Regions from separate parts of the Homo sapiens genome. Here region 1 is linked to region 2. A link is an interaction called in ENCODE POLR2A ChIA-PET data of the cell type or tissue named here. Cell type or tissue: GM12878. All regions are shown on one strand. Links, peaks and the distances in the headings refer to the core of each region. The heading gives the core; the rest is flanking DNA.

Region 1 (10,712 bases), core at 1,584-9,583, 55 kb after region 2:
TGCCAAAGGTCTAAGGGTGGCTTAGCAGAGCTCAGCTGTTGGCAGCATCCTGCCTAACCAAGACACGCTGATGAGGCTGCATCCCAAGCAGGTGCAGGCAGCCTCTCAGCAACCTTCTCCCAGAGGCCTGAGTAGGGAATAGGGTGGGCTGGGGTGAGGAGGAGAAGGGGTTCCTGCTACCCTCCACCTTGTTTATATCCTATTGGTCCCTCTGACTGGGACATACCTGGCATTGCTTTCCTTCCCCTACCCCCTTTCTCTGTCTTGGCTACTATTTTCAGGGCTGGAGGGACCAGCTCTTCTCTAATTTCCCTGTGTAGCAGGACAAGTCACAGACAAAACTCCTCAGACACTGAGTTAAAGAGGGAAGGGGTTTATTCGGCCGGGGGCATCGGTAAGACTCCTGTCTCAAGAGCCGAGCTCCCTGAGTGAGCAATTCCTGTCCTTTTTAAGGGCTCACAACTCTAAGGGGGTGGGCGTGAGAGGCTCGTGATCGATTGAGCAAGCATGGGGTACGTGACTGGGGGCTGCATGCACCGGTAATTAGATCAGAACAAAACAGGACAGGGATTTTCACAGTGCTTTTCTATACAATGTCTGTAATCTATAGATAACATAACCGATTAGGTCAGGGGTCGATCTTTAACTTCGAGGACCAGGGTGTGGCGCCGGGCTGACTGCTTGTGGATTTCATTTCTGCCTTTTAGTTTTTACTTTTTCTTTCTTTGGAGGCAGAAATTGGGCATAAGGCAATATGAGGGGTGGTCTCCTCCCTTACCCACAGGAGAGGGAGAGCACATTTTTTTGAAAAACTTACTTGGGAGGGGGTTTGGATAAAGTAATCTTTATTACATTTTATTTTTTGTGACGAAGTTTCACTCTTGTTGCCCAGGCTGGAGTGCAATGGCGCGATCTCGGCTCACTGCAACCTCCGCCTCCCGGGTTCAAACGTTTCTCCTGCCTCTGGATTACAGGCATGTGCCACCATGCCCGGCTAATTTTGTATTTTTAGTAGAGTTGGGGTTTCTCCATGTTGGTCAGGCTGGTCTCAGGCTTCCAACCTCAGGTGATCCACCGGCCTCGGCCTCCCAAAGTGCTGAGATTACAGGCGTGAACCACCGTGCGCAGCCGTAAGTAATCTTTAATTATCTTTTGTTTTCAAGGCAATAGCCTGACCTGCAAGCCTGTTTTGTTTGTTTTTATTTTTGTTTTTTTTGTTGTTGTTTGTTTTTTCCTATAGAAGCTGAATTGTACCTAGATTTTTTTCATAATTTAACATCTGTAACAAAGCCTAAAATTTCCCCAAGCCAATGGAACCCAGGCTAAGGTGGAAGTTCAAGATCTCAATAATATTTTTCAAACTCACTGCACACTTTTCTCATCTATTCTTCATGTACCAGTACAAGGTTCTTGCTCAAAACAACAACAACAAAAGGTTTTCTTTGGCCGTTTGAGAAAAAGAACTGAGATCCCCTCTTTATTCCTTCCTTCATATGTTCTGGATAATGAACCGGTCAAACAATGAAGGCATCTGTTAAGGGCAGTCCTTTGTTTCTTCTTTGTCTCGAGTTCCACCATCCCTGCTTCATTTCTGGCCTCCCCTGTAACCCACACAGCTGTCCTCCGTATTATGGAAGAATGTAGGGTATCTTCCTCTGGTCATCTGCAGTGGAAAAAATATTCCCCTGGAAGACCATGCCAGGATCTCAGGATACAACCTGAGCAACCGAGAGCACACGCCCACTCCACGCAGTTGCTCCCGGGTCAGCAGCAGGAAGGTTAACGGGATACAAACGGGTGGGTCGTAGCATTCCCTTGGACTCCGCCGTCTGGACATTTGCTCAGGGGGATGGATAAAGGAGAAACAAATTACATTTCTTCATACCTGCCTGGATTCACTGAGTATTTATGGAGCACCTGTTGTGTGAAATCCGAGGAGAAGGCTAGAATAGAAAACAGACTCTCGGCCACGCACTGTGCCTCACGCCTGTAATCCCAACGGTTTGGGAGGTCGAGGTGGGAGGATAGCTTGAACTCAGGAGTTAGAGACCAGCCTGGGCAACATGGCGAAACCCCATCTCTACAAAAAATACAAAAATCATCCAGGCATGGTGGCGTGTGCCTGTAATCCCAGCTACTTCAGAGGCTGAGGTAGTAAGATTGATTGAACCGGGGAGGCTGAGGCTGCAGTGAGCCATGATGGTGCCACTGAAGTCTTTTTTTTGGTTTTTGTTTTTTTTTTGAGATGGAGTCTCGCTCTGTCGCCCAGGCTGGAGTGCAGTGGCACGATCTCGGCTCACTGTAAGCTCCTCCACTCGGGTTCACGCCATTCTCCTGCCTCAGCCTCCCGAGTAGCTGGGACTACAAGGCGCCGCTACCAAGCCCGGCTAATTTTTTTTTTGTATTTTTGGTAGAGACAGGATTTCACCATGTTAGCCAGGATGGTCTGGATCTCCTGACCTCATGATCCGCCCGCCTCGGCCTCCCAAAGTGCTGGGATTACAGGCGTGAGCCACCGCGCCCGGCCCGCCACTGAAGTCTTAAGTCTTGCCTGGGCAACAGAGGGAGACCCTGTCTCAAAAAAAAAAAAACCTGTGGGAGTCCACAGGAGGATACAAAGTTCATGCATGAAATAGAACCCTAGGAATGCCAATGTAACCTGCTCCACGCATGGGAGCCTGAAGCATCTTCTCCCTGGCCCCCACCCATCCAATATGCATGGAAAACCACAAAGGGCCCTTGCCCTACAGTCTGGCATCTTAGTGCCTTGAGATTTTTAACCCAGGTTAAAAATTAACCTGTCTTACTTGTTAACTTGTCTACTGAGAGACCAGTTCAGGTCACTACAAATCACCTCTGCTACTTGGTGGCTGTTGTGACTTCTGTTAATCTCTGAGAGCCTTAATTTTCTCATCTCTAAATTAGGAGCTATGCTAGTACTCATACAATAGAGTTTTGTGAAGATTAAATGAGACCTTATTTGGAAGGTGCTTAGCTCAGTTCCTGGCACACCAGGGACTGGCATTCTCTGCCCCATCTTTAGGGGGCTGGAGTCAACCAAGAAACTTTGGCTGCCAGTTGTGAGCCACAGTGGAGAGGAAGATAGTCTTAGGCTAGTATTAGGGAAATAAGACTAACCCACAGGGAAAAATAGAGGACAAATTAACAGCTAATTTGTGATAGTGGTCACAAATGAACTAGAGATTTATGTAAGGAAAGCTGGGAGGACTTGGGTGGCTAAGGAGGTCTCCTCAGAGCAGCTAGAGCAGGTGTTTGATGGGATCAGAGAGATCATCTTGTGGTTAGCTAAAGGCCATTCCTGTGAGGCAGAGTCAGGGCTCATTCAGTTTGAGCCAGCTGCATTGTATTAGTATTCACACTGCCACAAAGATACTACCCGAGACTGGAGACGGGGTAATTTATAAACGAAGGAGGTTTAATTTATGACTCACAGTTCTGCATAGCTGGGAAGGCCTCAGGAAACTTACAATCATGGCAGAAGGGGAAACAGGCACCTTTACAAAACGGCAGGAAAGAAAAGAACAAAAGAAGGAGGAATTTCCAAACGTGTATAAAGCAATCAGATCTCATGAGAATAGCATGGGGGAAACTGCCCCCTTGATCCAATCACAGATCCCTCCCTCAATACCTGGGAATTATAATTCGAGATGAGATTTGTGTGGGGACACAAAACCAAACTATATCACCCATGTAGGCTCAGATGGTGGGCTTTGAAGACTTTCTACTGCCCCAAAGACAAAGTTTGCATTTGAACTTATTAAGCACTTACTATGTGATAAGCATAAATATAGAACAGCTCCAGTTTCTCAAAACATCATTTGGGAAGTATAAATATATGATTTGGAGACTTGCTGTTAAATATGCATCTACAGACTTCTTGCATAGATGTTTGGCAGAGCTGAACGCTTACTTGTTTTTCTGTAATGAGAACCCAATTTAGATATCTTTTCTTTCTTTCTTCCTTTCTTTCCTTCTTTCTTTCTTTCTTTCTTTCTTTCTTTCTTTCTTTCTTTCTTTCTTTCTTTCTTTCTTTCTTTTTTTTTTGAGATGGAGTTTTGATCTTGTTGCCCAGGCTGGTGTGCAATGGTGCCATCTCCGCTCACTGCAACCTCCACCTCCCGGGTTCAAGCGATTCTCCTGCCTCAGCCTCCTGAGTAGCTGGGATTACAGGCATGCATCACCATGCCTGGCTAATTTTGTATTTTTCATAGAGACAGGGCTTTACCATGTTGGTCAGGCTGGTTTCAAACTCCTGACCTCAGGTGATCCACCCACCTCAGCCTCCCAAAGTGTTGGAATTACAGGCGTGAGCCACCACGCCCCACCTGAGACACCACGCCCGGCCTGAGAACCCAGTTTAGAAGTTTATCAGAACAAATCTAAGCTTGGTCTGGTATAATTTTTCTCTGGAATCCCTGACCCTCCCTTATTTTTCTAGTCATGCAAAGCTTCTTTATTTAAAAAAAAAAAAAAAAGTTGTGGGTGTTTTTTTTTTAACTCAATTACCCTTAAACTTGGTCTTGTGGTTATGCAGGAGAATGGACAATTCTTATGAGATGCAGCTGAAATATTTGGGGCTGTGTCGTGATTTATGTAACTCACTCTCAAATGTTTCAAATACAGGTAGACAGAGAACAAGGCAAAATCTAAACAGTCGCTGAACATAGATGAAGGGCTCGTGAGTGTTTGCTGTACTATTCTTTCCATATTTTCTATGTGTTTGGAAATTCTCAAATAAAACAATAGGAAAAACTCATTGAAACATAGGGAGGAAAATGGGGTAAGAGGAGAAAGCCCCCCTTCCCTGCTGGCCTTTTCAGGCTCTAGCCTGGGGCATGTCTCATTTGATGCCTGGAGCTGACGAGTTTCCCCTTTTTCTTGTTATTGGCATACTTCAGGGAGTTCTTCAAAACTTGGTCATTTTGGCTGTTCACCAAAGGCCTCTGATTTCCACTCTCTGTGTGGGGGCCCCTCTCTGCCTCTGGTTGACTTCATTCTCAGCCTGTCGGACTTCCCGAGGCTCCACTAGACTCTGTCCTGGCTGTCATGACAACAGCGGCAGAGTCCCTGGAGAAGGCTGATGGGCGATGGGAAGGCTCTTACATCTAGGAGTTCTAGATGTATGTTTTTTTGGAGGCATGTCCCATAAACCTCGGGAATTCCTGAGCAAGTGCGTGTGTTGGGCCAAGGGCTGGGGAGCTGGGCCAGCGGTCCAGGTCCCTCTCCTCAACAAAAGGAAATGGATTTGTACTGGACTTCTTGAGGAGATCTAATGTCAATCCCAATAAGCTGTCTTCCTGATGGAGTTTCAAGGGTAATTTAAACTCTGAACTCTTTTAACCTTATTTGCTAACTTTAGACCTAACCTGCATGTAGCATGCTGTCACTGTGTAATAAAACGCTCATTCATTCATTCCACCCACACTTACCAAGGGCTTATTTTGAGCTAAGCACTGTGCCAGGGCTGGGGACACAGGGCTGTACTGTGGTTTCCAACCACAGTTACCCCACACACTGAGAAAGGGAGAGCTCTCTTTGTGAGGTGGTGGTCGGGGCAGATTTCCTGGGATGGGTGGGCCTGGGGCAGGTCAAAGAGAAATTGAAATTGGACAGAAAAAGGAGCTTTTTGGAGGGATGAGGGGGCATCATGAGTAAAGACAGCCTCTGCTCCATGTGCATTCTCTGGCATGGTGGAGATTAGTAGGCCTCAGTCAGGCTGAGAAAAACCTAAAATTAGCCTGACCAGCTGGGCCTGGGCTGTGTGGGACTCTCCCTCACCCCCCTTGCCTTCTCAGGTTTCAGAAAGCCCGAGTATGTGCAGGAACAGCATGCTTTGCCCAGGTCGTGGCAGGCAGATCAGGGCACCTGGGGCCGGGCCGGGCAGAGGGTGCAGCTCCCAGCAGGGATGTTGTCTTTTATACGGGTTCCCCAATTCTGCAGGCCTGGCAAGAGGGAAGGGGGAGACTGCCCTTCCCATCTTCTTCTTGATGCCACTTCCTCTTTGGCTTGTTCCTTCCCCTTCCAGATCTGCAAAGCCTGGCAGTGTGGCACTGCCCAGGCCAGCAAACCAGAGACACAGCACGGCAAGCCCCACCAGGGGAAAGAGGCTTGGATGGGCAACTTCCTGGACACTGGGGAGGAGCAACCAGAAAGCCTCATCCTCACCCACTTTACCCTGTTCCACCTTCCTTTCTGATCTAGCCTGAAATTCCCTCCGTTAGTCACCATCAGCAAAACCGCAGAGCATGTGCTATGATCAAGACTTAGAAGTTGTGTGAGAAGCTAATCTCACCTCCAAAGGTGCTGGAGCTGGTCTGAGTGGGTGAGGAGCAGCGGTGCATGGCACCACGTGCATGGTGGTGGGGAAGGTGGGAAAGAGATGGCCAGCCTGGTGGTGCTGGCGGTGGTGGGGGCTGGGCAGCAGGGTGGCCTTTCCCACTTAGTGTCCGTCCCATCCCTACATCAGATATTCATGACTTGTTTCTTCTCCCTAGATGGCACTGTCTGGTACTCTCTGCCTTCTCATCTTCCTCTAGTCTGGGGTCCCTCCTTCTGGGTCACCAACTCCAAGACAGTTTGCAAATGCCAGTCCCCCTATCTGAAACAGTGCTGGAAGTTTCTGGAGCCAGAAGCATTGCTGAGCATGGGTAGTAGGGGCCCAGGAAGGCTTCCAAAGAGATGGGGCTGATGCAGGGCCCCAGAACAAGTTGCCCAGCCTGAGCTCATGGCCACAGTTGCTGTTATTTGCAGTTTTTGGAGTCTTACAATTTGCCCTGCCATGCTAGGCAATGGGTGACCACTGGCCACTCGCAGGCTAGACACCCTCAGATGGGGCCCAGGATTTTAAAATTTGTCAAATTAGATGCCCATTCAAAAACTGGGAGATTTCACGTGAAGTCAGAGTTTCTGACTTCTCTTGAAACATAAGAAGATAGGGCCCCATTTGAGGTGACTAACCAAGCTGGCTTCCTGGGACTCACCCAGTTTAGGCACAGAAAGTACCTTGTCCCAGGAAACCCTGGACAGGCTCCCAGAGCCCTGCAGGGCAACAGTAAACTGGAGTGGACTTGCTCACCCTCTAGGGCTCGTCAGCCCTGTTAGGGGCTAAATTGCACCCTCTTCAAATATGCATGTTGAAGTTCTAACTGCCAGTATCTCAGAATGTGACCTTATTTGGAAAGAGGGTCATTGCAGATGTAATGAGTTAAGATGAGGTCATACTGGAGTAGGGTGGGCCCCTGATCTGACTTCTGTCCTCGAAAAAGGGGAAATGGGAACACAGACACACACAGGGAAGATACCACATGCTGAAGGCAGAGACTGGGTGACGTGTCTCCAAGCCAAGGAATGCCAAAAACGGCCAGCAACCCCCAGAAACTCAGGGAGAGGCCTGGAATGGATCCTTCCCAGTGCTTTTGGAGGGAGCATGGTGCTGCTAACACCTCGATTTCAGGCTTCTGGCTTCCAGACCTGTGAGTCGACACAGTTCCATTGTTCTAAGCCACCCAGTTTGTGTGTACTTCATTACGGCGCCCTAGAAAACCAGTACACGCTCCTACCATGCCCTGCAGTTTTGTCATACATTCACCAGGCCTGCCTGGCCCCAGAGGCATTAGCCTTCTCACTTGCAGAAAATCCCCTGATGAGTTAAGCCAGATGTTGATGAGATCACTCCAGGGGTCCTGAGAGGGAAGGAGAAAGGTGGGTCTGGAGAGCATATGCCCCAGCCCTCAGGGGAGAGAGTGCTGGTGTCCCCAAGCAGCAAGTTCTCCAGTACTCACAGTATCCAGGAGGTGACCAGAGACCTGGGGGTGGGAGACAGGTGGGGCACCTGGGCTGGTACCAGGTGGCCAGCCTTGGCAGAGATCTCCCAAACTGTCGGGGACATTAGGAAACCACACCAGTGAGCTTGGGCAGCAAAGAAGCTGGGGCGACTTTGATGTACAAAAGATTAGGAGCCCTTCTGTGTGTTCAAGGCATCAGAGCCTCCTGGGTTCCGGTGGGTGAAAGGGGAGGTCCCAGTGGAGATGGAAAAGGAAATCTAGGTCAACCTTTCCAAATGACGTTGGCCTTGGAATGCGGTTGATTCAAGGGCAATAAAGAAAGTGTGTTAGGGCTGGGCGTGGTTGCTCACACCTGTAATTCCAGCACTTTGGGAGGCCGAGGTGGGTGGATCACTTGAGGTCAGGAGTTCGAGACCAGCCTGGCCAACATGGTGAAACCCCGTCTCTACCCAAAATGCAAAAATTAGCTGGGCGTAGTGGCGTGTGTCTGTAATCTTAGCTACTGGGCAGGCTGAGGCGGGGGAATTGCTTGAACCCGGGAGTCGGAGGTTGCAGATAGTGCCAAGATAGTGCCACTGCACTCCAGCCTGGGCAACAGAGTGAGACTCCATCTCAAAAAAAAAAAAAGTGTGTTATTTAATCCCCATTATACAAGTAAGGAAACTGAAGCTCGGAGCAGGTAAGGCTCCCAAGCTCACAGTGCTGGAAAGTAGCAGAGCCAAATCTCCCCCAGCCTTGGGTCACTGGAGCGGCTAGTTTCAACAAGGTCACACTGCCGCCGCCCCCACTGCAGTGGGCCGCCATGGGTCTTCTCGGTCAGCACTCACTGCCCGCTGGCTCTGCAAACCTCATTCTCAACCTGCGTTTGAACTGGAAGCTTTCGCTCTGATTCTCTCCCTGTTTCCAGGGTGGGTTTTTTTTTTTTTTTTTTTTTTTGAGATGGAGTCTCATTCTGTCACCCAGGCTGGAGTGCAGTGGTGCAATCTTGGCTCACTGCAACCTCTGCCTCCAGGGTTCAAGCAATTCTCCTTCCTCAGCCTCCCAAGTAGCTGGGATTACAGGCACCCGCTACCATGCAGGCAAATTTTTTTTTGTATTTTTAGTAGAGATGGGGTTTCACCATGTTGGCCAGGCTGGTTTTGAACTCCTGACTTCACGTGATCAGCCCACCTCGGCCTCCCAAAGTGCTAGGATTACAGGCATGAGCCACCGTGCCCGGCCTCCAGGGTGGTTTTAAGAAGGCAAGTCCGTGGGATCTGCCAAGTCATCTCATGCAGAGCGTTCAGGAAGATCATGGTCCCCCTGCCAGTTCCTGCGGTGTTCTTGAGGTCAAATAATATTCTTGTGGTTCGCTCATTCATTCATTCACTCACTCACTCAGCAAGCACTGAGGGAGTACATGAGGGACTGTGGATATGGCAGTGAACTATAGACCTGGTCCCTCCCTCCAGGAGCTTGTAGCACTTTTGTCTGGTGGCAACACGTGGTGTGGAGAAAAGAAAGCTGCTCAGCATGTTAGGGTATGCAGCAGGGTGGAGAGCTGTTGTCATTAACACAGGGAGGTCAGAGGAAGGCTCTGGTAGATGCTAGTGAAAGTCTGAAGGGTAAGGGAGTCAGCCCAGGGCTCCAGGGGGAAGGGCCTCCGAGGCAGAAGGTACCAGAAATGAAAAGGCCCTGAGTCAGGAGCACACTTCCCTGTGGCTGAAGTGATCCTGGGAGTCCACAGGAATCCATGGGAACCTGTGAGCCATCATGGAGATTTGGGAAACACGAGAGGGCTGGTCTGGCTGTGTGATGAGGGTGGTTGGGGCGGCTGGACGTGCAGGAAGGAGAGAGATGTCATGATCTACGTGAGTCGGGACAAAGGATGGACCAGGGTGGTGGCTGTGGAGGCGGGAGGAGCAGTCAGACTCTGGATGTATGTCTAAGGAGGATGAGGGCTTGGATATGGGGAGGAAGAAGGGGAGCCCTAGGTTTTTGGCATTCATCTTCTGGCAGTCTTTCCTTAACTTTCCACCACTAGGGCCAGCCTCTGAGTTCATCCTCACCAGGTTGCTGCGACAGGGAGGGCAGGCTCTGTGTCCTCATGTTTGCCTTTTGCTTTAATCCTCACTCATCTTTACTTGCTTTAGCCCATGGGCTCTGGAATGAGGGGCCCTTGGAGCCCCCCACTTCTGATCCTGAGGTGGGGGGCAGGCAGTAGAAGCTGGAAGGAGAGCCTTCCTTAGCACACAGCCCCACACCCCACTTCCCATCCTTTCTTTTGAAGAGTGGAGGGGGATCCTCTGAAAAGCAGCGATGAGGAGTGCTCCCCCATCCCCACCCCCTCTGCACTGTGCTCCAGCCAAGGCCTGAGAAAGCAGCGCAATGTCAGGGAGACCCAAGGGGTGGTGTGGCAGAGGGTGAGAGAAATGAGACAGCACCTCAGCCTGTGAAAGTGGAGGCTGCGTGGATGCCGGTGCACATAAGTGAGTGGGGAGGGGGAGGGAGAAAATCTTCCCACCACTAGACTGCCCATACCATGCAGACTCAGAGACCTGCAGCCCAGGCTCTGCCCCTCTCAGCTCTGGGCTCTCCTCCCAGTCCTGGGGGTGGCCCTGGGCCAGGGCTGTGATGCACCGCCCACCCTCACTGCACTTGAGCTCAGCTGAGAGCATATGCTGGGCACCTACCCAGTATCTAGTTTCCCCTTCTTCCTTACTAACAGCATCCTGCCTTTGGGGGGTGGCAAGGTGTCCAGCTCAACTACTTCCTTGGATCCTTTGTATGTAGTGGTGGTCATGTTGACCTAGTTCTGCCCAGTGGAATAAGAGCAGGAGTCAGTGGGTGGAAATTTACTTTTTTTTTTGTTTTATTTTTTGAGCTGGAGTTTCACTCTTGTTGCCCAGGCTGGAGTGCAATGGCGCG
Region 2 (10,712 bases), core at 1,683-9,682:
ACTCGAGAGGCTGAGGTGAAAGATCACTTGAGCCTAGGAGGTCGAGGCTGAAGTGAACCATGATCGTGCCGCTGAACTCTAGCCTGGGTGACAGGGCAAGATTCTGTCTAAAATTATAAGAAAAAATTTTTTTCTAAATAATCCTTTTTCTCCACTAATGTGTGATGTTGCTTATGTAGCAGGCTCATATGTATCTTTTACTGTGTTCCATAAGTCAACTTTTTAAAATATCTGACAGTATTCTCTGGCCAATACTACACTGATTCAACCTGGAAAAATTTTCTCATTTGTTCTTAAGTCTTTTTTCACTTAAATTTATAGTTTTCTTTGTAAAAATCTCAAATATTTATAGATTTCCTCACCCTGGGCATTTCATTTTTTATTGCTATAATGAATGAGGTTTTCGCTCAAGATTTTTCATAGCCAAGTGCTACCAATTATTAAATATCTTTATGTGGTATAAAACCATCTTACTAAACTTTTTTTTTTTTTTTCCTTAAGACAGTTTCATTCTTGTTGTCCAAGCTGGAGATCTTGGCTAACTGCAACCTCCACCTCCCGGGTTCAAGCTGTTCTCCTGCCTCAGCCTCCTGAGTAGCTGGGATTACAGGCACATGCCACCACGCCCAGCTGATTTTTTTGTATTTTTAGTAGGGATGGGGTTTCACCATGTTGGCCAGGCTGGTTTGAACTCCTGACCTCAGGTGATCCACCCACCTCAGCCTCCCAAAGTGCTGGGGATTCCAGGCGTGAGCCACCACGCCGGGCACTAAACTCTTATTTTTAACTCTTGATTTGATTCTCTTGGTTTTCCCAGGTTTAAAATTGTGACTGTCTGCAAATACTGCTATATTCCACCAGTTTCCAATAGTTAAGTCTTTTATTTGATGTATTCTTGCACTGGCCAAGACATTATCAAACATCAGTGTTACTGGGCATCTTTGTTTTGTTTTCTGATTTCAAGTGTTCATAAAACAAGAAGAACTGTTTAACACTGCTATCTTGGCACATATTGGGATGATATAGCCAGAGGTTAAATACTAGCTGGTGCAAACCGCCCAAGGGTTCAAAACCAGGCTCTGTGGCTAATTTGCAACTAATCTTTGGGCAGACTATTTAACCTTTTGGCCTATATTTCATAATGTGTAAAATAAGCATAATCTCTTTCTTCAGGCTGAGGGGATTAATTGAGATAATGTAAGTGCTTAAAACACTTACTTGGCACACAGTAAATACCAGGTTTTGTCTTCTTTGACAATTTCATATTTAATTAGTTTTGCTGGTGTTTTACTTAGAATGTTCTTGGCTTCTGTATGTGCATCTGGGGCCGGGTGCAATGCTTCATGCCTGTAATTCCAGCATTTTGGGAGGACAAGGCAGGAGGACTGCTTGAGCCCAGGAGTTCGAGACCAATCTAGGAAACAAAATGAGATCCCGTCTCCACAAAAAATTTAAAAAATTATAGCTGGGTGTGGTGGCACATGCCTGTAGCCCTAGCTACTCAGGAGGCCAAGGCAGGAGGATTGCTTAAGCCTAGGGGTTCGGGGCTACAGTAAACTATGATTGCGCCACTGCACTCCAGAATGGGTGATAAAGCAAGACCCTGTCTCAAAAAAACATATAAAAGATAAATTGGGGCAGGGTGCGACGGCTCATGCCTATAATCCCAGCACTTTGGGAAGCTGAGGCAGGTGGATTGCTCTGAGCTCAGGCGTTCAAGACCAGCCTGGACAACATGGCAAAACACGATTTCTACAAAAATTAGCTGGGCATGGTGGCTCACCCCTGTAATCCCAGCTACTTGGGAGGCTGAGGCTGGAGAATCACTTGAACTTGGGTGGAAGAGTTGCAGTGAGCAGGAAAAAAAAAAAAGATAAATTTGGAATATAGTTTTCATCCTTTGTAATGTCTTACCAGGTTGCTGTTCTTATATTTTGTATTTTATTAGGTTTTTAAGAGTTTAGGCTAGTTTTTATTTATTTATTTATTTATTTATTTTTGAGACGGAGTCTCACTCTATCGCCCATGCTGGAGTGCAGTGGTGTGATTTCAGCTCACTGCAACCTCCACTTCCCAGGTTCAAGCAATTCTCCTGTCTCAGCCGCCGAGTAGCTGGGACTACAGGCGTGCGCCACCACACCCAGCTAATTTTTGTATTTTTAGTAGAGACTGGGTTTCACCATGTTGACCAGGCTGGTCTTGAACTCCTGACCTCAGGTGATCTTCCTGCCTCGGCCTCCCAAAGTGCTGGGATTCCAGGCGTGAGCCACCACACCTGGCCTGGGCTAGTTTTGTAACATGAATTTGGTATCTTTTGGTATTCTAGGATCTAGAATAAATCTAGTTTATGTTTTTTGAAACTTTTAAAGAGAACATATAATTTATATATGGGTATTTATGTTAGGTATATCATTTATATAAGAGTATATAATTTCTATGCTAACTGGGTCTGGAGCACTCCTTCCCCTAGCTGGTTGCGAGGGCATGGCCTTTAATATATATTTAATATATTCCATGAGTTAAGGCCAGGCACAGAGGCTTACACCTGTAATCGCAACACTTTAGGGAGGCCAAGGCAAATGGATCACTGGAGCCCAGTTCTGGACCAGCCTAGGCAACATAGCAAAACCCCATCTCTACAAAAAATACAAAAAAATTAGCTGGGTATGGTGGTGCACACCTGTAGTCCCAGCCACTCAGGAAGCTGAGGAGGGAGGATCACTCAAGCCCAGAAGGTTGAGGCTACAGTGAGCCAAGACTGCGCCACCGCACTCCAGCGTGGGTGATAGAGCAAGACCCTGTCTCAAAAAAAAAAAAAAAAGAAAAAGAAAAAAAAATACACACACACACACACACACACACACACACACACACGGTTAACAATCTATTCAAGTGCTCTACTTCTTAAATACATACTTATTTAAATATTTACACACATTTAAAATATCCCCCGCCCCTCCCTTTTAGCTTCCATAAGGGTACCCGCTTCCAATTTATATATATTTAAATATTTACATATATTATTAAATATGGTTAACAATCTATTCAAGTGTTCTACTTCTTAAGACAATTCTGAAAAGCAATCAGTTCCACCTTCATGATTAGCTCTTCCAAAGTTGTGCATGACACACAAATTTAGACCCAGTGTCTACAGTTACTTGGTCACTTTCTTCTGGATATACTCCTATGTCTTGTTCCTCTTCCCTCTCCGTATTTCTTATTATTCCTTCCTCTTCTCAATGATAACAAAAGCCTCCATAAAAGACAGTCTTTTGACCTTTTCAAACACCAAAGGGCATCAGCATACAATCTCGTATGCTAAGCACCCTGATTCCTGTCTTCCTTTCACTATATTTAAAAAGTCCGGGAGCTTCCATAAGATTAAAAAAGAAAAAACATTCCCCGCCCCTCCCTTTCAGCTTCTGTAGGGAAGGGTTGCCCTCTTTCCATCAACTCAGTTTCCAATCACTATGTGAACAAGACCAAGACTAGCCTTTGAGTAAATGAATAGGTTAGCAACAATCTTAAAGAACAGAAATGGATGATTTTAACAATATAAAAACAGAAGGTATTTACACTTTGCTGTTTACATACAGGAAGATGCTAACAGTTCCTAGTTCCTTCCTGCCTACATGGGAAGGTTAAGGCACAGGGATGCAGGCCACTGTACCTGTGACTAATGTGCCATATGTGACTTATGTGCCAAAGCATATTAGATAACTATAATGAACACAAGTAAAAGGATCCTATAAAAACATCAAAATGAGACCAGGTGCAGTGGCTCATGCCTGTAATCCCAGCACTTTGGGAGTCCGAAGTGGGCAGCTCACTTGAGGCCAGGAGTTCAAGACCAGCCTGGCCAACACAGCGAAACCCCATCTCTACTGGAAAAAAAAAAATACAAAAAATTAGCCGGGCATGGTAGCATGCACCTGTAATCCCAGCTACTCAGGAGGCTAAGGCACGAGAATTGCTTGAATCCAGGAGGCAGAGGTTGCAGTGAGCCGAGATCATGCCACTGCACTCCAGCCTAGGTAACAGAGAGAGACTCCGTCTAAAAAAAAAAATTAATTAAATTAAAAAGCAAAAACATCAAAATGACTTTCAAGTCCTAGAAAATATTCCAATTTAAATTGTGCAATTTAATATTTTCAGATAATCTCAAATATGGAAGAACTATGCATTCTTTCAGCAATCCTATCCTGCCCCATCCTTATCTCAGACATTTAATAGAATCCTACTAAAAAAGGAAATAGTTAATAAATAAATGGATGTAGCTTCTAGAAATCAACACTTAGCTAGGTATTCTGGCAATCAACATCAAGTGCAGTCTGATGATTTGTAGATTCCATCTTTTCCTTTTATGGAAAAACTGTACTTTTAACTTTCCTAATTTTCTTGCATGGCTCCATTTCATCACAGCTCCTCAAAGATCACTGACAGCAACTCAGTAAAGAGAAATGAAAGTTCTTTGTGTCCTGAGACATCAAACATCCTGACCAGGAGACTTGACCTCATCTGTTTCTGTATCAGAAATGTCCTATGTTCCAGGATGATTCTACATTCCAGTATCATGTGGTAGAGGCAGCATGGTAGGTTGCAAGTTCAAGCTCTGTGACCTGGGTTTCAAATCTAGGACCCCTTTCTACATGTATAACTTCGGGCCAATTACACAATTTGCTTGGTTTTCCCCATTACTTACCTAAAAATATGAGGACAAAATTTGATATTAAAAAGGGCTGTTAAAAGATTAAACGGGAGGTATCCGCAGGAGTGGCCGGGTGGCGGGAGGAACCGTTACGGGAACTGAAGTTGCGGATTAAGCCTGATCAAGATGACAACCTCCCAAAAGCACCGAGACTTCGTGGCAGAGCCCATGGGGGAGAAGCCAGTGGGGAGCCTGGCTGGGATTGGTGAAGTCCTGGGCAAGAAGCTGGAGGAAAGGGGCTTTGACAAGGCCTACGTTGTCCTTGGCCAGTTTCTGGTGCTAAAGAAAGATGAAGACCTCTACCGGGAATGGCTGAAAGACACTTGTGGCGCCAGCGCCAAGCAGTCCCGGGACTGCCTTCGAGAGTGGTGCGACGCCTTCTTGTGATGCTCTCTGGGAAGCTCTCAATCCCCAGCCCTCAACCAGAGTTTGCAGCCGAGTAGGGACTCCTCCCCTGTCCTCTACGAAGGAAAAGATTGCTATTGTTGTACTCACCTCCGACGTACTCCGGGGTCTTTTGGGAGTTTTCTCCCCTAACCATTTCAACTTTTTTTTGGATTCTCGCTCTTGCATGCCTCCCCCGTCCTTTTTCCCTTGCCAGTTCCCTGGTGACAGTTACCAGCTTTCCTGAATGGATTCCCGGCCCCATCCCTCACCCCCACCCTCACTTTCAATCCGTTTGATACCATTTGGCTCCTTTTTTGGCACAACAGTCACTGTCCTTGTAAAGTTTTTTAGATCAATAAAGTCAGTGGCTTTCAAAAAAAAAAAAAAAAAAGATTAAACGAGGTAAACTACTCATAGAGGTTTTTTTTTTTTTTTTTTTGGTGAGCGTGTGTGTTTTTTTTAGATGGAGTTTCACTCTTTGTTGCCCAGGCTGGAGTGCAATGGCGCGATCTTGGCTCACCGCAACCTCCGCCTCCAGGGTTCAAGTGATTCTCCTGCCTCAGCCTCCCAAGTAGCTGGGATTATAGGCATGTGCCACCATGCCCGGCTAATTTTGTATTTTTAGTGGAGGCGGGATTTCTCCATGTTGGTCAGGCTGGTCTCGAACTCCTGACCTCAGGTGATCCGCCCACCTCGGCCTCCCAAAGTGCTGGGATTACAGGGGCGAGCCACCGTGCCCGGCCCATAGAGGTCTTAAACAATGTATCAGCAGCTAACATACCTGTGCTAAAACATACCTGTGCTATGTTAGCAATTATTTACTTTTTACCACATGCCTCCTGTTCACACAAGTACAGAATCTTTATGCCTTTATGCTATCTTCTTTTTTTTTTTTTTTGAGACAGTCTTGGTCTGTCACCCAGGCTGGAGTGCAGTGGCGCAATCTCGGCGCGCTGCAACCTCCACCTCCCGGGTTCAAGCAATTCTTATGCCTCAGCCTCCCAAGTAGCTAGGATTACAGGTGTGCGTCACCACACTCAGCTAATTTTTGTATTTTTAGCAGAGACAGGGTTTCACCATGTTGCCCAGGCTGGTCTCAAACTCCTAAAGGCCTCAAGGGATCCACCAACCTCAGCCTCCCAAAGTGTTGGAATTACAGGTGCGAGCCACCACGCCAGACCCTCTTTATGCTATTTGCATACTGAATTGGTATGTGGCGGTGACGCTGATTGGAACCTCTTATTTCAGCAACTTCAGGTCACACTGAAGACAAACTGGGGAATAAAAGAAACAAACTGAGAAACACCTCAAATTGCCTCAGTAGTGACATTAATATATGAAGTAGCCAGCTATGTTTGAGATAATGGGAACCCTTGGCCAAACAATGCACCAGGGCATGGAGAGGGCAGGGCAAGACATACGCTGAGTTCTTTCTCCTCCTACCCTCTCTAATCTTCTGCCCAGGGCTTCCATTGGCTAAACCCAACCAAAGCCCAACCAGTAGGCAGGGGGTTCTGGGTGCCATGGTGACAGCATGGTCCTTCAAGGACAGTGTGGGGCACTAAAAGGAGCAAAAGGGTCTGGGAGGTGAGACAACTGGAGGATCAGCTCAAAGGCAACACACTCCAGGAACGTAGAGATGAAGACACACCTACTGCAGAAGGGGCAGCAAGATTTCTCTGATGTGGCAAGAATGTTGAATCAGAGACTTGCTTGTCTTCCTGTGTTTGGGGGAGGTTCAACCTTAACATTTAAGTGGGGTGGGTTCAGGAAGCCCACAGCAGAGAAATTAAAATGAAGTGTTTAAACCAGAAAGAAAAAAAAAAAGATAATGGGAAATCAGGCTCCCACTATCGTAAATCCCCTGTAAATGTCCCTTTTCTTAGGTCAGGACACAAAATTAAACCCCCAATGGCAATATAAAATATTGAGGATGGGCAAACTCACCAAACCTGCAGAAACGTGGATAAAACAGGAAACAGTAACTTTTATTTTTTTATTTTAATGAATTAAAACTACAAGAAAGCTAAATTAATAGGTTACAGGTATGAACATATTTGTATTTAATTACATGCTTATAAAGATTTTTAAAAAAGGCTTGAAAAGCTGCTAAAGTATTCATTCTTTTAACAAAATTGAAAATTAAGAAAGTTAAAAAGGAATAGTTTTAAAACTATATAATAATATAGCATAAAGCTCGGCAACCGAGAGTCAATTTGCAACTGAGACAAAACAACTTTAAGTGGCTCCTTTTCGCTATTTTTAAAACTTACTATTTCAGAGGGCTGAGATCACAACAAATGATACATCCAACTAGAGATCAAGAGTCTAGCTTTACTTGGAGGTTGCTTAAACACTTCTAAAGTCTTAAAATATTTTTCAAAGTACGTATAGTACAGCAGAAAGAATTTGAGACTTCAGCCATCATAAAAGCTAAAATGTATTGGACACTTACAGCACACTATCAGACACGCTATGCATGGCATTCTTACTGAATCCTCACAACTACTTTATGTATAGGTTCTATTATTGCTATGTTACAAATGAGAAAGCTGAGGAAAAAGAGGCATTAAACACCCTGCCCAACAACACACAACCAAGGTTTAAATCCAGAATTTATGGCCAGAGTCCCTCCCATCTCATCTCTACACTGAGCTTTAGTTTTCTCACTTATAAAACAGTTTGGAGCTGGGCAAGGTGGCTCAAGCCTGTAATCCCAGCATTCTGGGATGCTGAGGCAGGAGGATCGCTTGAGCCCAGGAGTTTGAGGCCAGCCTGGGCAATATAGTGAGACCCCGTCTCTACAAAAAATATTTTTTAAATAGAAAAATGAAAGTTTGTATGGTATATTCTCACTCTAACTAAGTTTATAAATTCATGTAACCTTGTAGTGTCTCTCAAATTGCATGCTGATTTTAGTAGTTCATAAAAAGCATTAAGAAATAAAATAGAAAGTATTAGAATGCATTCTATGTAGTAAGACCTAAGTACTGTTTCATGAAATTTCTTTTTCAGTTTTGAGAGTGTGTGTATGTGTTGGGTCACTGGTCAAAAATATAATTTCTCACTGCAGGCTGAAATTAAAAAAAAAAAAAAAGGCTTGGTGAAAGCCACTACAATCTTAGTTGAATTCCAACTGACAAAAAATTATCATCCGAATTAGTAAGTAAATGCTTTGAATGCCATACTAGTAAGTATGCAAATAAGAGGGTTTCCTAACCTGTGTTCCAGTAGAACCTTTCTTCAAGATGTTTGTGGGTATTTCCTGGGGGGGAGGGTGTGTTCTTTTGACCAAATAAACTTGAAGGAAGGAAATATAATGTGCAGTATTTCTCAATTTGCCAATACACACTACTAAAAACTCTGACAAGCTCTGCAGAAAAACAGTAACACAATCACCATCAAAAATAAAACTCTGTTTAACTATGTTTAACCCAGTGTTTTCCCAAGTTGAAATCTCACCCTGGAACCTCTCCTACAAACAACTAATCTCTCTAAGACTGGCAGTCTACAAAACACAATTTGGGAAACACGGCTTTACGTGGAACTTATCTGCGAAAAGGGGATCCTCATAACCTTCAATTATCATGGTATGTAAATCACTTTCAAATAAGCACAAATATAGCTGAGATAAAAAGATAAACAGAAAAAATTGTATTTTGGTTAAGTATTTCATCTCTGTTAAGCAAGTTTGCTTTTTCTTTTTTCTTTTGAGATGGAGTTTCCCTCTGTTGCCCAGGCTGGAGCGCAGTGGCACTATCTTGGCTCACTGCAACCTCCACCCCCAGGGCTCAAGCGATTCTCCTGCCTCAGCCTTCTAAGTAGCTGGGATTACAGGCACCTGACACCATGCCCAGCTAATTTTTGTATTTTTAGTAGAGACATGGTTTCGCCACGTTGGCCAGGCAGGTCTTGAACTCCTGACCTTAAGTGATCTGCCCACCTTGGTCTCCCAAAGTGCTGGGATTACAGGCACGAGCCACCATGCTGGCTGCAAAAGTTTTCTTATACTACCACACAGCTGTATCATTTAATATTTATAGAAAGAACGTATTATTATACTCTGAAAACATGAGGTGGGGAAGAGGGGAGGGAAGATAAATTTTAAAAGGTAAGAAACAAAAATCCTCTATCCAAATAAATTACAATCTAGAGACACGAAACTTACATACATAGGAAAAACTTATAACTCACCAATGCTGAACAGCGATGAAACCATACTGTAACTAGAGAGATGGGAGCCAAAAGAGTATCTACATGGGTCATGTTAACGGCCTGAGTTTCTGTCTCCCTGCTATAGAATCTAAAAGTAAATGAACTGGCTGGCTGATGATATGCCATCAAAGCAGGAAAAAACTTGTTTACTGAGCTCCTTGAGGCCTGGCCTTTAGTACCTAGCATAAGGGGCATTAAAAACTGCTTAAGCCTGGCGCGGTGGCTCACGCCTGTAACCCCAGCACTTTGGGAGGCCGAGGTGGGCGGATCACAAGGTCAGGAGTTCAAGACCAGCCTGGCCAACATGGTGAAACCCCGTCTAAAATTAGCCATGCATGGTGGCGCGCACCTGTAATCCCAGCTACTCGGGAAGCTGAGGTAGGAGAATCGCTTGAACCCGGGAGGCGGAGGTTGCAGTGAGCCGAGATCACGCCATTGCACTCCAGCCTGGGCGACAGAGGGAGACTCCATCCTGGGAAACAAACAAACAAACAACTTGTGGACCAAATTAATAATAGACATTTGAGGATGTATGAATGCTAATGGGTGGTGAATATCACCCTTATCTCTTACCAGTGATAGAATCCCGAGCTGCAAAGAACCCTGTGATCTAAGCCAGGATGCCACCTTTACATAGGTAGGGGATTAATACCAACCACAGCCAAAGCATGTTCTTTACATTCCCAAATTTAATTCTACATTTTTGGTTCTTTCTTTCCCACTCTCATTGCCTTTTGTTAATGTTTTTCCTTCCCCTAAAACACACAACTCGCCCAACTTTACAACACAATTGTGACAACGAAACTGATGTGAGGCTTGAGGACTTGTTAATAAATAGACTGACTTACTAAGCTTGTACTTTACAACCATAAAACATTTAGTTCTTAACTATTTATTCATAAGCACAAAGGTAGAACATTTGAAAATACACATTTTGATGTTATTCTCATTACCCTAAGCAGAGAACTTCAGTACTGTGAAATAACACTACCATCTGACCAACTGGGAGAAAAAAGGTTAAAGCACAGTCACATGCCATAAAGTACTCAGACTGCAAGACCACCAGCAAAAGGGGAGGGAACCAGTGCAGGAGAAAAAGGCAAGTCAGAAGCCTACATACAAATCACTGAAAATAAGGGTAAGAGAATTTAAGGGGTTTTCAATCTGGGGCCCTTGGTATAATAATGGGATGACTGAAGCCCAGAGAGATGGAGTTACTTGTACAGAGTGACAACATAATTAGCCATGGAGTCAGGACCCAGCCCAGATCTTTCGATTCCCAGGCTTCTGTGTTTCCCACTGTAACACAGGCCTCCCATCTTCTCTACAAGAATAATGTAGAAATTAAATACTATCTACTGGCCTAACTAAACTATAAGCCACTAATCAAATTATGACTATA

Evidence for each region. ChIA-PET counts read pairs that join two places held together with the same protein. Peaks named below come from ENCODE experiments on the same cell type or tissue, not always from the same donor. Only the 100,000 strongest peaks of a DNase experiment are listed, where the experiment ranks them.
Region 1: POLR2A ChIA-PET joins it to region 2 with 13 read pairs; 16 of 35 experiments call an interaction of 5 or more read pairs at or near these places.

The regions. Positions count from the first base shown.
Region 1 is chr2:230,663,950-230,674,661 of GRCh38, reverse strand. No RefSeq gene overlaps it. Among named protein-coding and RNA genes, the nearest start is that of LINC01907, 31 kb to the left of the region's middle. RefSeq lists enhancers at 5,555-5,694, 5,895-6,114, 6,495-6,574, 6,595-6,644, 6,685-7,164 and 2 more. In GM12878, for the core only: no CTCF peak of the experiment used is centred there; DNase peaks (open chromatin) are centred at 5,481, 5,751, 6,251, 9,281 and 1 weaker place; H3K27ac peaks cover 4,297 bases.
Region 2 is chr2:230,719,526-230,730,237 of GRCh38, reverse strand. All of the region lies in intron 1 of CAB39 (calcium binding protein 39), which reads right to left. It also overlaps the pseudogene BANF1P3. Among named protein-coding and RNA genes, the nearest start is that of CAB39, 12 kb to the right of the region's middle. RefSeq lists an enhancer at 8,551-9,074. In GM12878, for the core only: no CTCF peak of the experiment used is centred there; a DNase peak (open chromatin) is centred at 8,373; H3K4me3 peaks cover 885 bases; H3K27ac peaks cover 2,273 bases.